2 separate regions of the Homo sapiens genome follow, and region 2 is linked to region 1. The links are chromatin loops, found by intact Hi-C in ENCODE. Cell type or tissue: heart right ventricle. All regions are shown on one strand.

What was found. A loop is a pair of places that touch in the nucleus more often than their neighbours do. Peaks named below come from ENCODE experiments on the same cell type or tissue, not always from the same donor. Only the 100,000 strongest peaks of a DNase experiment are listed, where the experiment ranks them.
Region 2: a loop joins it to region 1, with 2.2 times the contacts of the local background. A loop is called at or near these places in 43 of 110 quality-filtered maps.

The regions. Positions count from the first base shown.
Region 1 is chr17:78,967,294-78,975,293 of GRCh38, reverse strand. It overlaps LGALS3BP (galectin 3 binding protein), which reads left to right. Exons shown (of 6, transcript NM_005567.4): 4 at 475-606; 5 at 2,072-2,324; 6 at 2,590-4,039. The coding sequence ends at 3,718. Among named protein-coding and RNA genes, the nearest start is that of LGALS3BP, 8.6 kb to the left of the region's middle. RefSeq lists an enhancer at 1-207. In heart right ventricle, CTCF peaks have their summits at 3,621 and 3,834 (motif pointing right); a DNase peak (open chromatin) is centred at 3,833; H3K4me3 peaks cover 33 bases; H3K27ac peaks cover 1,751 bases.
Region 2 is chr17:78,922,065-78,930,064 of GRCh38, reverse strand. It overlaps TIMP2 (TIMP metallopeptidase inhibitor 2), which reads left to right and starts at 4,678. Exons shown (of 5, transcript NM_003255.5): 1 at 4,678-5,106. The coding sequence starts at 4,977. RefSeq lists an enhancer at 6,449-6,518. In heart right ventricle, a CTCF peak has its summit at 4,618; DNase peaks (open chromatin) are centred at 4,114, 4,614, 5,304 and 6,211; H3K4me3 peaks cover 3,589 bases; H3K27ac peaks cover 4,648 bases.

The DNA.
Region 1 (8,000 bases):
GCGATTCTGGAAAAAAAAGAAACAATCCATAAACTATTTAGCAGCAGGGATAGTCACACAATTACAGTATGTGAACCTGATGTTGCAGGGATAGTCACACAATTACAATATGTGAACCTGATGTTGCAGGGATAGTCACACAATTACAGTATGTGAACCTGATGTTGCAGGGATAGTCACACAATTACAGTATGTGAAACTGATGTTGCAGGGATAGTCACACAATTACTATACATGAATGTGATGTCGCTGAAGCAGCCGGTAAGCTTTATAAGCATGAAGGCTAAGTTTATGGCCTGACATTGCAATCACAAATCCAGCCCATGCTGGAATATCCTCCGTGGTTCGCTGGTGAAGGACCTGTAAGCAGATGGACCCACACGGCCGGGGCGGAGAACAAAGGGCTGAGTCGCGCTGTGGGACTCCTGGGTGCAGTCGTCACGCCCCCAGCCCTGCCATCTGCTGTGTCCACAGGATCAGGCCCCATCATGCTGGATGAGGTCCAGTGCACGGGAACCGAGGCCTCACTGGCCGACTGCAAGTCCCTGGGCTGGCTGAAGAGCAACTGCAGGCACGAGAGAGACGCTGGTGTGGTCTGCACCAATGGTGAGCGGGGGCGCACCTCCCTGCGGAGGCCCCAGTGTGCCCTGGGGTCCCGTGGCCCCTGCCCCTCCCAGCACCACCCCCCCACGCACATGAAGCACACAAAGGTTCCTTCCACTACCGCCTGCCCACTCCGCATGGAGAGGCCCAGACGTCCCAAGAGCCCACCAGCTCCCAGTCCCACAGTCCCAGACTCCTCCCCAGCCCCTTCTGGAGAAACACCCAGAACCACCAAGTCTCCATGCAGAACCCGAGTGTGGGGCAGTGAGCCACAGTTTCAGTGAGCATGACACCTGGCTCCAGCCTGACCTGAAATGCCAGCGTCCGCTCAGAAATACACTTCACAGCACGCGACAGGCTCAAGCCCGTCCTGGCGGAGGGAGTCCCGGCTACTCGCAGCCTCAGCCTGCTTCCCCCAACCTGGCCCAGTTTGGAGGGAACCCAGGCTGCTCTGCAGGTTGGAGCCTCTGGATCTGAGTTTCTTGTTTTTCTTTCATGCCGAGGTGGCTCTTCCTGGGCTTGCACGTGACAACCTGGGCATTTCCTGCCCACTGCCCTTTGCCAGGAGTTGGAGGCCCCTAAGGCAGGACGGGTCGAATCCCAGGGAGCCCCTGTGCCCACATGGGATGGACAAGTGGCTGGAGCTGAGCCTGGACTCACAGTGGGGGAAGCCCAGGAGACGCCATGGGGCTGTCGGGGGCCAGGGGAGGCGGCGGGGAGCACACGGGGCCATGGGCGCACGGCCAAAGCTCCTGGGGCAGGAGAGCTGTGGTAAGGCGTGCAGGTGGGAGGGAGCTGGGGGTCCTGCGGTGGCTCAGGTTTTAGGAGGCCCAGGGCAAGCCCACCTGGTTGAAAGGTCACAGTTACTTCAAAACTACTATATTTGTGGCGAAGAAAAACCTATGGGATTTCATTTTGAGTTAGGCTTTGAGAGGGGCTCAAAGAAGGGGAGAGGGTGCACCACACTGACCCCCGAGCCGGGAGCCTCCCATGACTTCTGCAGGCCTTCTCCCCGACAGGAAGCTGCTCGAGGACCCCCGGAGTTCTAAAATGGGGTTGCCACAGGACCCTAACTTTTCAGGCCATCTAAGCAGGCAGTGGTTTTGGTGTTAGTGGTGATTGGTGACCAAGGCTGGGGAGTGGGGGCTCCGGAGTCAGTACCACCAAGTCTCCATGCGGAGCTGCTGCCTGAGTCGGGGGAGCAGCACAGAGCAGAGGGCCTAAAGCGGGGGCCTGGACAGGCTTGGCCAGGTCCTAGCTGCTCTTGTTCCCCAGGGCTGGAAGGGGCGGGGCCTCAGGGTCCAGGAATCCGACACTTCCGGTCTCTCTTGTCCCTCGTCTTCCCAGGAGCCTTCCAGAGTGAATGAGGCAGCCACAAATCCCTCACTTTCAGATGAAGACACTGACCCCAGAGAGTGGCAGTGCCCCGGCTCCTAACGCAGCCCACTTCCCTCCCGCCCCTTCTTAGAAACCAGGAGCACCCACACCCTGGACCTCTCCAGGGAGCTCTCGGAGGCCCTTGGCCAGATCTTTGACAGCCAGCGGGGCTGCGACCTGTCCATCAGCGTGAATGTGCAGGGCGAGGACGCCCTGGGCTTCTGTGGCCACACGGTCATCCTGACTGCCAACCTGGAGGCCCAGGCCCTGTGGAAGGAGCCGGGCAGCAATGTCACCATGAGTGTGGATGCTGAGTGTGTGCCCATGGTCAGGGACCTTCTCAGGTGAGCCGTCTCGTCCTCAGGCTCTGGGGCCGCCAGGGGCTTTGTCCTCCTCCCCTCTTCAAAAGCACAGCCCCCCACACACACACCTGCACATACTCATGCATGCACATGTACACACGCAGTCACACATGCACTCACGCAGTTGCACACACACGCATGCTCACTCCCACACTGTGTGCACTCAGGTGGCTGTGTTGGACAGTTGGGCCCAGGGCTCCCCTGCTGTCCTGTGGGGCCGGCATCTGCTCTCCTTCTTTCTCCCCAGGTACTTCTACTCCCGAAGGATTGACATCACCCTGTCGTCAGTCAAGTGCTTCCACAAGCTGGCCTCTGCCTATGGGGCCAGGCAGCTGCAGGGCTACTGCGCAAGCCTCTTTGCCATCCTCCTCCCCCAGGACCCCTCGTTCCAGATGCCCCTGGACCTGTATGCCTATGCAGTGGCCACAGGGGACGCCCTGCTGGAGAAGCTCTGCCTACAGTTCCTGGCCTGGAACTTCGAGGCCTTGACGCAGGCCGAGGCCTGGCCCAGTGTCCCCACAGACCTGCTCCAACTGCTGCTGCCCAGGAGCGACCTGGCGGTGCCCAGCGAGCTGGCCCTACTGAAGGCCGTGGACACCTGGAGCTGGGGGGAGCGTGCCTCCCATGAGGAGGTGGAGGGCTTGGTGGAGAAGATCCGCTTCCCCATGATGCTCCCTGAGGAGCTCTTTGAGCTGCAGTTCAACCTGTCCCTGTACTGGAGCCACGAGGCCCTGTTCCAGAAGAAGACTCTGCAGGCCCTGGAATTCCACACTGTGCCCTTCCAGTTGCTGGCCCGGTACAAAGGCCTGAACCTCACCGAGGATACCTACAAGCCCCGGATTTACACCTCGCCCACCTGGAGTGCCTTTGTGACAGACAGTTCCTGGAGTGCACGGAAGTCACAACTGGTCTATCAGTCCAGACGGGGGCCTTTGGTCAAATATTCTTCTGATTACTTCCAAGCCCCCTCTGACTACAGATACTACCCCTACCAGTCCTTCCAGACTCCACAACACCCCAGCTTCCTCTTCCAGGACAAGAGGGTGTCCTGGTCCCTGGTCTACCTCCCCACCATCCAGAGCTGCTGGAACTACGGCTTCTCCTGCTCCTCGGACGAGCTCCCTGTCCTGGGCCTCACCAAGTCTGGCGGCTCAGATCGCACCATTGCCTACGAAAACAAAGCCCTGATGCTCTGCGAAGGGCTCTTCGTGGCAGACGTCACCGATTTCGAGGGCTGGAAGGCTGCGATTCCCAGTGCCCTGGACACCAACAGCTCGAAGAGCACCTCCTCCTTCCCCTGCCCGGCAGGGCACTTCAACGGCTTCCGCACGGTCATCCGCCCCTTCTACCTGACCAACTCCTCAGGTGTGGACTAGACGGCGTGGCCCAAGGGTGGTGAGAACCGGAGAACCCCAGGACGCCCTCACTGCAGGCTCCCCTCCTCGGCTTCCTTCCTCTCTGCAATGACCTTCAACAACCGGCCACCAGATGTCGCCCTACTCACCTGAGCGCTCAGCTTCAAGAAATTACTGGAAGGCTTCCACTAGGGTCCACCAGGAGTTCTCCCACCACCTCACCAGTTTCCAGGTGGTAAGCACCAGGACGCCCTCGAGGTTGCTCTGGGATCCCCCCACAGCCCCTGGTCAGTCTGCCCTTGTCACTGGTCTGAGGTCATTAAAATTACATTGAGGTTCCTACATTTGTTTGTACAGAAAGTGTTGTTGGGTCCACACCGTGTTTAGACATCAGGTGTGCCAGGCTCTGGGGGACAGGTCATGAGGCAGAGTCCCTGTCCTTGTGAAGCTACAGGCTAACGGGGAAGACAGGGAACAGGAAGCACACCTCCCAGCCCGGAGCAATGACACAGTGGGACACGAGCAGGAGGGTGCGTGCCACTGCATGCGTGCACGTGGGTGTGTGATTGCATGTGCACAGGCGTGTGTGTGCTCATGAAAGTCTGGCTGTGACGGGTGCCCTCACCCCTTATCTGGGTAGGTGTGCTCTTAAAATTTTATTTACTTTTGAGACAGAATCTTGTTCTGTCGCCCAGGCTGGAGCTCAGTGGTGTGATCTTGGCTCACTGCAACCTCCACCTCCCGGTTTCAAGTGCTTCTCCCGCCTCAGCCTCCTGAGTAGCTGGGACTACAGGCACCTGCCATCGTACCTGGCTAACTTTTGTATTTTTGTAGAGACAGGGTTTCACCATGTGGGCCAGGCTGGTCTTGAACTCTTGACCTCAGGGGATCCACCCACCTCAGCCTCCCAAAGTGCTGGGATTACAGGCGTGAGCCACCGTGCCTGGCCTATGGGTGGGTGTGCTTTTGCCAGCACTACCTCCTGCTCACGTCCGACCGGAAGGAGAGGGTGCTGAGGTGGCAAGGTCAGGGCTGCACCTCCGGCGGGGCGATCGGGTCTCTGGAAGACGTGACCGGGCTGGGTCATGGAGAGCAGCAGACAGCAGACTGTGGAAGCTGGGAGGAGGGAGAACGAACAGCAGGAGTTAGGAACCTTCGCTCTGGAAATCCTGGTCCACAGGGACAGGGGACAGAGATTCTCATCTCAGCCTTGTAAGAGTGAAGAATTGGAAACGACGTCAATACCCACCAACAGGTGCTTGACTACAAATAAAAGGCACCTCCCCTGGGCTGAGTGAGGCGGGTAGAGGTGCGCTGGAAGATCCTGGGAACCACAGAGTCTCAGGGGAGGCTGGGGGACCCATTGGATGCCGGGGGGACATCCGTGACAATGCCACAGCAGGTTCTGGGCACAGAACGTCGCTCACCACCAACAGGAATTCAAAACTGCCCCTGCTTCTCCATGGCCCGTTGCAGGCACAGAGTCCCCAGGGAGGCACCTGCTGGGCCGAGCTCAGGCTGGCACCTGCCGCTGTGCCACGGTCTGGGAGGACAACAGTGTGGCCTCTGGAACAGGAGGTGGCACAGGGGCTCCCCTAATGGGAGGGAGGTTCAGGTGCTGAACAGCCAAGATGGCAGCAGACGCCCCACCCACCCTCTCCCCACAGGTGCCACAAGGAACAAAAGCAGTCTCACAAAACCTCCTGCCTGTGAAGGCAGCTGCTCCCTGTACTGGATGGAGGCCTCTGCTCCCCCAACCCCCCCACCTCCAGATCCTGCGTCCAGCCCAGGTCCACCATCCTGGCAGGACATCCCCTCCTCCACATGTTTTTTGTTTGTTTTGAGACAGTGTCTTACTCTGTCGCCCAGGCTGGAGTGCAGTGGCACGATCTTGGCTCACTGCACACTCTGCTTCCTGGGCCCAAGTGATTCTCCCGCCTCAGCCTCTGGGACTACAAAGTACTTGGGACTATAGATGTGCGCCAGCAGGCCTGGCTAATTTTTTTTTCTTTTTTTGTATTTTTAGTAGAGTCGGGGTTTTGCCATGTTGCCCAGGCTGGTCTCGAACTCCTGGGCTCAAGCAATTTGCTCGCCTTAGCCTCCCAGAGTTCTGGGATTGCAGGGATGAGCCACTCTGCCCGGCCTATCTCCTCCACCTCTATTTTGATCCTATTGACATTTTAGCAACCGAGGGGCCACGTCGCCACGGACCACTGCCAAGACCAGTGTTGGGGACAAACCACAATGAGATCAGGAGGAAGAAGGAAAAGCGATGTCACGGTAGAGGCGTGGCAGACATGGCAAAGACCAGAATCACAGCCTCCATTTCTCGAGTCAGTCCCAGGACCACAGCAGCTCTCTTCTCTCCCGCTCCGTGCTCCCTGGCATCTCACGGCCAGGGAAGGTAACTGGAGTCTTCCTTCCAGGGAACTCTGAGCCCCGTGGGTCCTGCCTGCAAGGGAGGCCATAGCCCTGTGTGGGGCTGGGAGATGCAGGAGTTTGAGAAGTCACTGGAGTTCTTCCGTGCTGCTTGCAGTTTTGAGCGGCAGCCCTGTTCCCCCGGGACAGTCAGGACCGACCATCCCAGCCTCCGAAACACTCCTCCCTTCTTCACCTGTTCACCCACAGGCACCGTGGTCCCAGAGGCGAATCCCCATCTTCACTGCCAATTTGAAGGAACGTGGAGATGTCTCATCGTGGAAACGTTCCTCTCTTGGGTGCAAAACCCCTGTGTCGGCTTGGTGTGGTGGCTCACACCTGTAATCCCAGCACTTTGGGAGGCCAAGGAGGACGGATCACGAGGTCAAGAGATCGAGACCATCCTGGCCAACATGGTGAAAACCCCCCCACCCCGATACAAAAATTAGCTGGCGTGATGACACGCACCTGTAATCCCAGCTACTCAAGAGGCTGAGGCAGGAGAATTGCTTGAACCCGGGAGGTAGAGGTTGCAGTGAACCGAAATCATGCCACTGCACTCCAGCCTGGTGACAGAGCAAGACTCTGTCTCAAAAAAAACAAAACAAAACAAAAAACAAACAAAAAAACAGAACCCAGGTTTCAGGACTAGAAGCAGAACCTTTGCACTAGGTGATGGGCGCCCTGCTCAGGGCCCCATGGCTCACTGCTGTGCATTCTGAACAAGGAGAAATGCAGATGGGCTCCTTGAGCTGGTGCGTCCACAGGTGGAGGGCAGCATTTTCTTGTCTACAGGGAGGGAGGAAAGGATGATTTGGGGGACCTGGAGGCAGGGACTTCCGGGGCTGTCTCATCTGCCGCCCAGCACGTCCGCAGAGCCAGGCTCTTGCATTTTTCCCTTCACTGGCCTCCTGAGCCTGAGGTTTCATCCCAGCCTTCCTGTTTCGTGAGCCCTTGAATGTGTGATAGGTGACACATGTGACCATGAGCCCACGGCCTGACTGCAGCTCCTGAGTCACCTGCATGTCTGTGGGTGGCCAACAGGGTGGGAAAGGTGTTGAGTCAGTGAAGGGCTGGTGGCACTGAGGGCCGTGTAGGATGGGGGCATTCAGATCTAGAGTAAGTGTCGATTCCTGGGGAGCAAGCGGCTGCCTCCTCCGATGGAAGGGGTCGGCTGCAAGCCACGGCCTTCAGGAAGCCGGAGCTCCCCATGGGCATCGAGGCGCCGAGCGAAGGCCCAGGAGCGCCAGGTCCGCTCCCATCAGCCTTGGTGACATGGCAGTGGTGAGCCCGTGCAAAGCCTCCCTCCCCACAGGCCACCTCTCAGCAGAGGAGGCCCTGGAGGCTGTAGAGGTGCAGAGTGACACTCTGTGACACCTGTCCCCACACCCCGGGGTAGGCACCCCAGCATAGGACTGCAGTGGGGCCTTTCAGGGAACAGTCAGGGGACAGAAGCATCCTCATCTCTGTGGCCATCCCAAGACGCCGGTCCCTGCTCTCTTCCCAAAGCTCACGGCTACTCATTCTTCCATCCTCCTCCCTCCAGCCCTGGCATCTCTGATCAAACCCTGAGCTGCTTCCACAGGTCACGTGGCCAAGGCCGGCTTCCCTCCATCCACACGGAAACTGAGATTGGCCACTCCGGGTTCTGCCCAAAGCGAGGTCCCCTTTCTGCTGGGCAACAGGCCACTCCCACCTGGAATTAGCCCGCAGTGCAATCTGAAACAGGCTTGCGTTTCTCCCACCTCCGTCACCTCCGTCACCTCCGTCACCGGTATTAGGGAATGCACCATAAGGCCCTGGGGGAAGCCCCAGGTGCCCTGGGTGGAGGGTGGGGCAGCCTTGGCACAGATGAAAATCACCCATGTCTCCAGAGACTGCCCGC
Region 2 (8,000 bases), 45 kb after region 1:
CAGGGAGGAGGCCTTGGCACTTCCTCCGGCCCCGGACAGGATTCATCAGGTCCAGCCTGGGAGGTGTTCGCCTGGTGTGTTCAGGCGAGGGTGCACACACGCCTGACAGCTCTGCTGTGCTCTCTGCCAGGAAGGTCTCTTTGAGGGGGTGGGGGAGCAAGACGATGTTCCTCGTGGGAAGCGGTGGCCCCTGGAGCGTGGTCTGAGGGCCCTGAAATCACCCCCATACTTCACAGGGCTCCCTCGTGCTCCTGTCTGTCCTGAGAGGCTGAGAGCCTCTGCTCTTAAGCTGATCCAAGCCAGGGTCCCCCAGGCTGCATCTGGGCTGGGTGTCGCTTATGGTCCCTATGGTAGTCCACCCACCAATATCAAGATGAGAAGTGAAGGGGGCTGGTTAGGAGTGAAGCCATGGGTTGGGCGCGGTGGCTCACGCCTGTAATCCCAGCACTGTGGGAGGCCGAGGCGGGCGGATCACCTGAGCTCAGGAGTTCCAGACCAGCCTGGGCAACATGGTGAAACCCTGTCTCTACTTAAAATACAAAAATTAGCCGGGTGTGATGGTGGGCACCTGTAATCCCAGCTACTCAGGAGGCTGAGACATGAGAATTGCTTGAGCTCAGGAGGCAGAGGTTGCAGTGAGCCGAGATGGTGCCATTGCACTCCAGCGGGAGACAGAGTAAAACTCTGTCTCAAAAAAAAAGCAGTGAAGCAGTGGAGGGAGCTCCCAGCCCGGGGTCTGCCTTCCTCCTTCCTCTCTTGCCCTGGGCATGGGGCATGCGGACCCTGTCACTTCCCTTATGGGTGGCAGCCCCCTCCCCATGTTCAAGTTTGCTTGCAAGGTCAAGCCCTCTTGGCCACAAAGCACAGAGAAGGACAAGGAGAAGGAGCAGCTTGCAGAAGCTGTGTCTCTACAAAAAATACAAAAAATAGCCAGGTGTGGTGGCGCATACCTGTGGTCCCAGCTACAAAGGAGGCTGAGGTGGGAGGATCACTGGAGCCCGGGAGGCAGAGGTTGCAGTGAGCTGAGATCAAGCCACTGCACTCCAGGCTGGGTGACAGAGTGAGACCCCGGCTCTCAAACAAAGAAAAAAAAGAAAAAAGAAAGAAAAAGTGGGTTTGTGCTGCCATGAGCCAGATTCCAGTCTACTCCCTGTCTTCAGTAGGTTCCTGGTCTGAGGCCTCAGTTTCCTTGATTTTGAAGTGTGAGGACCCTAACTGGAAGAGAAGGTGGAGGGTGGTTAATGAGACAGAAGCTGGCTCAGGAGCCAAGACCCTGAGGGCCCCAAGCAGCAGGGAGATGACTGGGTCAGCAAGCTGGGGGCTGTGGGCTGCGAGGGAGGCCTGGCTGCTGGGACTGTCCTCTCCCCTCCCTGCTGTGCCCTTGGGAGAGTCATTTGGGCCCTCAGACCTCAGTCCCCTCTTCATCTGACTTTGCAGCCGCAGGTCAGCCATTCACGGCACTGCACCAGAAAGGGGTTTTGTGACTCTGGAGTCTCTGCATCTCCAGCACCTGCCCTTTCACTGGGCTCCCTGCCCCCACCCAGGCCACCCACCAGAGTCCCATCCTTCCAGGGGATGCGTCCGATCCTGCCCCTCTGCTCAGAACCCTCCAAAGGCTCCCACCTCACTCAGAACAAAATGCACATCCTCCCGGTAGCCTGGCTGCCCTCCGCCGTGTCCCCTCCCAGCCCCTGCTCCTGGCCTCCTGCCTCAGCCCTCCTTCCTCTCACTCCTCGCCACACCATGGGCTCCACCAGGTCCAGCATCGTCCAACCTTGGGGCCTTGCGTGTTTCCACCTGCTGTTCCAGGGATGTTCCTCTGTTCTGTAGACGCTGAATGTCTCACTCTTAGGACGGTGTCCAGGCTACAGCAGATACTCAAATGAGTATTTGTTGATGGATGGAGGGAGGAGGGAGAGAGAGAGAACCAAGAGAAAAGGGAGGAAAAGAAAGCTGGAAACTTCTGGTTTAGAGACCTGTTTGGAGGAGATAATGGTAGAGGGAACAGAAAAGTAGAGTACTCTCTGGTGGGGGAATTGAGGGGAGAGATTTTTTTTTTTTTTTTTGAGACAGGGTCTCACTCTGTCACCAAGGCTGGAGTGCAGTGGTGTGATCTCGGCTCACTGCAGACTCAACTTCCCCAGGCTCAAGCGATCCTCCCACCGCAGCTTCCCTGTAGCTGGGACTACAAGTGTGAGCCATCACGCCCAGCTAATTTTTTTTTTGTAGAGATGGGGTCTCAGTATGTTCCTCAGGCTGGTCTCAAACTCCTGGCCTCAAGTGATCCTCCCACCTTAGTTTCCCAAAGTGTTGGGATTACAAGCGTGAGCCACTGCACCTGGCAAGATTTCTGCTTCACTTTTCCTGGGAGCAATTCCAGCCTGTTTGTGTGCTGGTGGGGATGACTTCGGGGAGGGCAGTCCAGGATACAGGTGCGAGGCCTTGGGTTGGAAGTTCCAGTCTCACGCCCCCCAACCCTGGAGCCCAGGCCCCCCTTTCCTCCCAGGTACATCCCACATTGGCCCCACCCCCTTGGCTGTCAGCACCACAACTGCTCTAAGGTATTTATCACCCTAACATGTACCTGATCACTTATATGTAGAGCTTGTCTAAAAGACCGAGAGCCCCTATGCTACCTGTTTCTATCATGAACTGACAAATTGAAACACAAGTTCAACAGCATTTTGTTCCCCCTGTAACCAAAAAGAAGGAAAGAAAACGATGAAATGGCTGAAGGCAGCCAGCACATAACAATTTTCTGAATTAACTGTACTTTTAAACGTTAGCTTCAAACATCATTTTGTGAACGACCCAACTCTATTTCACGCTAACAAAAACCAAAAAAGTGACTTTGGATTTGTCAGGGTGCTAAAAATAACGGCATTGCTTATTTAACTTTTCTCAGAACTGTCTGTTACAAAACATACACAAACAGAAAGAAGCTGTTTTTCCATTCTTTCACTATTTTCCAAAGTTTCATACCTCAAGTCAGCACCGCACAATTTAGTGGGCAATTCTTTTTAAAAAAAAAAAAAAAAAAAACAAAAAAAAACAAGAGTCTTTCTCTGTCGCCCAGGCTGGAGTGCAGTGGCGCAATCTCGGCTCACTGCAACCTCCGCCTCTCGGGTTCAAGCGATTCTCCTGCCTCAGCCTCCTGAGTAGCTGGGACTACAGGCGCGCGCCACCACGCCCGGCTAATTTCTTGTGTTTTTAATAGAGACGGGGTTTCACCGTGTTAGCCGCCAGGCTGGTCTCGAACTCCTGACCTCGTGATTCGCCCACCTCAGCCTCCCAAAGTGCTGGGATTACAGGCATGAGCCACTGCACCCGGGCTTTTTTTTTTTTTTTTTTTCTTTTGAGATGGAGTCTCGCTCTGTCCCCCAGGCTGGAGTGCAGTGGCATGATCTCGGCTCACTGCAAGCTCCGCCTCCTGGGTTCATGCCATTCTCCTGCCTCAGCCTCCCGAGTAGCTGGGACTACAGGCGCCCACCACCAAGCCCGGCTAATTTTTTGTATTTTTAGTAGAGACGGGGTTTCACTGTCTCTACTAAATGCTAGCCAGGCTGGTCTCAAACTCCTGGCCTCAAGTGATCCTCCTGTCTCGGCCTCCCAAAGTGCTGGGATTACAGGCGCAAGCCACCGTGCCCGCCCTGATTCTTCCTGTGTCATTTTCCTGGGCTTCCCTCTCCCTAGCTGGACTGCAAACACTCTGGAATGCTGACCTGAGGGCTGGAGTGCTGACCTGAGTGCAGCAGTGTCCATGGAGCCCCACGGGGCACACACCAAATGTACAGGGTGGGTGCCCACAGCCGGGCACAGGCAGGTTCACAGCCAGGAAGCCCGCCTCACCACCCTACACATGTTCATCCCTTCATATGCCTGGGTCTTTCCTGGAACACAAAACTGTTTTGGGAAAAGTCCTTCGGCTCCCACATTTGTGGACTAAGAGAGGAAACTGTGAGCGGAACCCAGCCAATGCCTCTGCTGCGATCCTACTGGCTCCTGGGCGCCTGGGCCCACCCCCGTCTCTTGTTGGCTGGTCAAAAATATGGCCAGTTTATATAAAATCCTGTTTTGTTCACAGTAACCACACCCCCCACCCCCCAACTAAACTGGCCAGGCGCACTTAAAATTCTAAGGCCTCCATTTGAAAAAGGGATCCTGTCAGTTTCTCAATAGGCCACCCGCCCACAGAAACGGGGAGGTGGCGACAGGGAACGGCCCCTGCTCCAAAGGACACCCCTTGGCTCGCCCCGAGGCTGGGCTCGAAGGGACCCCGGGGTGGCGGGGGACGGAGCAGCGTAGCCCTCCAGAGTCGAGCTGAAGGGGAAAGGGTAGCGGGTGGGTCGCCTGGTGTCCTGGAAGAACGGGGCGCGAGTCCCCCGCGCTGAGTCAGGGACCCCGGGCGCAGAAGGCCACGCAGCGGGGACCGGGGTCGGGGGGCTGGGGGCGTCCGGGGACCCCCGCGCGGGTGCGGGTCGCGGGCGCCAGGTGGTGCGGGAAGCCCCCGACGTGCCAGGCCGGGCACAACAAAAGCGCGGGCTGGGGGGAGGCGCGGGCGGAGGGGGAGGAGGGGGCTGCTGGGAGCGCCCAGAGCCTGCATTGGCCGCCAGCCACCGGGAGGAGGAGCAGAAAATCCTCCGAGCGCAATAAAACTGCGGCCCGGCCCAAGCCCGCAGCAAACACATCCGTAGAAGGCAGCGCGGCCGCCGAGAACCGCAGCGCCGCTCGCCCGCCGCCCCCCACCCCGCCGCCCCGCCCGGCGAATTGCGCCCCGCGCCCCTCCCCTCGCGCCCCCGAGACAAAGAGGAGAGAAAGTTTGCGCGGCCGAGCGGGGCAGGTGAGGAGGGTGAGCCGCGCGGGAGGGGCCCGCCTCGGCCCCGGCTCAGCCCCCGCCCGCGCCCCCAGCCCGCCGCCGCGAGCAGCGCCCGGACCCCCCAGCGGCGGCCCCCGCCCGCCCAGCCCCCCGGCCCGCCATGGGCGCCGCGGCCCGCACCCTGCGGCTGGCGCTCGGCCTCCTGCTGCTGGCGACGCTGCTTCGCCCGGCCGACGCCTGCAGCTGCTCCCCGGTGCACCCGCAACAGGCGTTTTGCAATGCAGATGTAGGTAAGGAGCGGCGACCCCAGCCCCCGCGCGGGGCCCCACCTCCCCCGCGACCCCGAGGGTTCGCAGACGCCCCGCCCGCCCGCCGCTGGCCGAGGGACCCCAGCGCCCGCCTCCTGGTCCCTCGGCGCCTTCTCGAATCCTGCAAGTGGACGCCCAGAGCCGACTTTCTTTCCCCCCTCCCTCCTCTCCCTTTCTTTCCCTCTCTTTGCCGAGATGCGTCTCAACCTCAAAATTCCACCGAAATTCCGCCGCAGCTCCAGCCCCAGGAAAGGGAGCCAGTTTGGCTTTTGGCAGGCGGCGCGCCCTGGGATGCCAGCGCTGGGGGCGGGGAGCGTGGGGGACACGGCGTGGGGGCGGGGGGCTGGAGGACTGGGGACCCCAGGAAGAAACTTTCGCAGATAAGGTGGGAGTTGGGCTTCTCTGGGCTTGGGGCTGGGTGGGGAAGGGCTTCTCTGCTGGGGCTTCTCCCACCAGCCCCATTTGGGGGCTCCCCGATCAAGCCAGGGTGGGATGGAAGCCCGCCCTACCCGAGGCAGGTTCCACAGGCCCAGAGGGGCAGGTGAAAAAGCCGGTGGCGTCTCCTGGCGTGGCTCCTTGCTTGCGCCCTGCCCAGGAGGCCCTGCAAACTGGCTGGGCAGGGACCGGGACCCCCGAATGTTCCGCTTTTTCGGGACGTCCACAAAAGCTGGAGACTTTGGTGACCGGACCCGGCACGTGGGACTGTGCTGCTGCTCAGATTCCCCAGCAAATACCCATGACCTCCGGACTCCTAGCCCCCAAAAGACAGGCGCCATGGAGGGAGGCAGGAGGGGCCCAGTTATTTGTTCTGATCCATGGAGGGGGAGGACCAGCAGAAATGGGAGGAACCCGCTGGCTCGAAGTTTCCACCCTGGTCCTGCACCTCAAGCCTCTGCAGCCCTGGTGCTGGTCAGCATGGTTTTCCTGGGGCAAGTCTGGCTACACGGCAGGTGGTCTCGGAGCCCCCTGCCCTCCTTCCTTCTTATGTCTGAGTCTCAGTCGAGTGACCTGTCCAGGGCAGATGGAGCAAGGCGGGGGCCCCCTCACCTGCCCAGAGTGGAGGTGGGACTTTCTGTTTCTCCTGCTGTCAGCCACGCCCTTCCCATACCCCGCCCACGGCTTCTTGCCCCACCCCGGTTAGCCCTAGGAGCTGCGTGCCCAGCTGGGGAAGTTTTCAGTTGCACCAATCTATTGAGATCACAGGTCTCAGGTGGCTCAGGCCACCTGGGCGGAAGGCTTGGTGTGTGCCTGTGTCAGTTTCCACAAAACCCAGTTTGGGGGAAATGAGGTCTTTTCTCCAGTTTAGCCTTGGTGCTCAGCAAGATTTGTGGGTGAAGGAGAGGTTCCTTTGATGAGGGAGCCATAATGGGCCTTTCTCTGGGGGTCCACGAGGAGTGCAGGCCTGTCCAGGCTCCTTGGCTCACCAGCACGTGCTGGGGCAGGATGTAGCCAAGGCCCAGAAGGAGGCTGTGGATAAAAGGACCTGGGAGTTGGATTTGTAGGAGTTGGGCCTTGGGACCCCTCCCCCTCCCGCCCCCCCCCCCACCCCGCCCCACACACACACTCCTCAGCTGTGTGGGAGAATGTCCAGGCAGCCACTCTGTCCTTGCTTGGCATAAGTTAAGGCGGCCACTGAGCTGGGAGCTGTTTCTGCGTGGGGTGTGGATCCAGGATGGCAGAGGGTGGAGGGCTGCAGTGCGTGCCTCCCGCCTCCTTCATGCTCAGCGCAGCACTCTCCTCTTCTGGGTTGCCTGGCATTTGTGTCTAAATCTTTGCATCAAAATCATCCTGTAGCTAAAACTTTTCACCCCATCCCGGCTCAGAGGCCCAGTCAGATGCCAGAGTTGCACTGCAGAGCTCAGGGCATTCGCTTCCTGTGGCCGCTGTGACAAACTACCACAAATGGGAGGGCTTAAAAGAACAGGAATCGATTCTCTGTAGCTCAGGAGGCCAGAAGTCTGAAAAGGTGTCCACAGAGCCAGTTCCTTCTGGGGGCTGTGAGGGAGAATCTCTTCCAGGCCTCTCTCCTTGATGTTGCTTGGTTCCATTTTCAAGGAACACATCACTTCCATTTCCGCCTGTCTTCACATGGCCTTCTCTCGTGTGTCTCTGTGTCCAAATTTCCCTGTTCTTTTTTTTTGGAGAGCAGGCTGGAGTGCAATGGCGCAATCTCGGCTCGCTGCAGCCTCCGCCTCCTGGGTTCGAGCAATTCTCCTGCCTCAGCCTCCCAAGTAGCTGGGGTTACAGGCACCTGCCACCACACCCGGCTAATTTTTTGTATTTTTAGTAGAGACAGGAATTCGCCATGTTGGCCAGGCTGGTCTCGAACTCCTGGCCTCAGGTGATCCGCCTGCCTCAGCCTCCCAAAGTGCTGGGATTATAGGCGTGAGCCACCGCGCCCGGCCAAATTGCCCTGTTCTTCTAAGGACAGCAGCCATTGGATTTAGGGCCCACCCTAATCCAGTATGACTTCATCTTGATAGATCAACAAATACTCTATTTCCAAATAAGGTCATATTCATAGGATCTGACTAGATGTGCATTTGAGGGGGGACGTAATTCAGCCCATACACCAGGCTGCCTTCTCTTATTCCCAGTCACCCTTTCCGTGCTCAACCAACTTGGGATAAACAACCCAGGACATCCCAGGGTAGGGTCCCGGAACAAATCCCACAGGGACGACAGCGGCCTGTCTATTCTCCAGTGTTCGATTCTCCTCGAAGCGATGCAGGTTTGTGACTTTCTCAGCAATGGTTCCCCATTCTGGCTCAGAGCAGAATTGCCTGGAAGATTCTTAAAGATTGCTCAGGTCTAGGTCCCTTTGCAGATACAGAGGGTCTTGCTCAGACTTCGGCTTTTGCAGTTTTAAAAGGCCC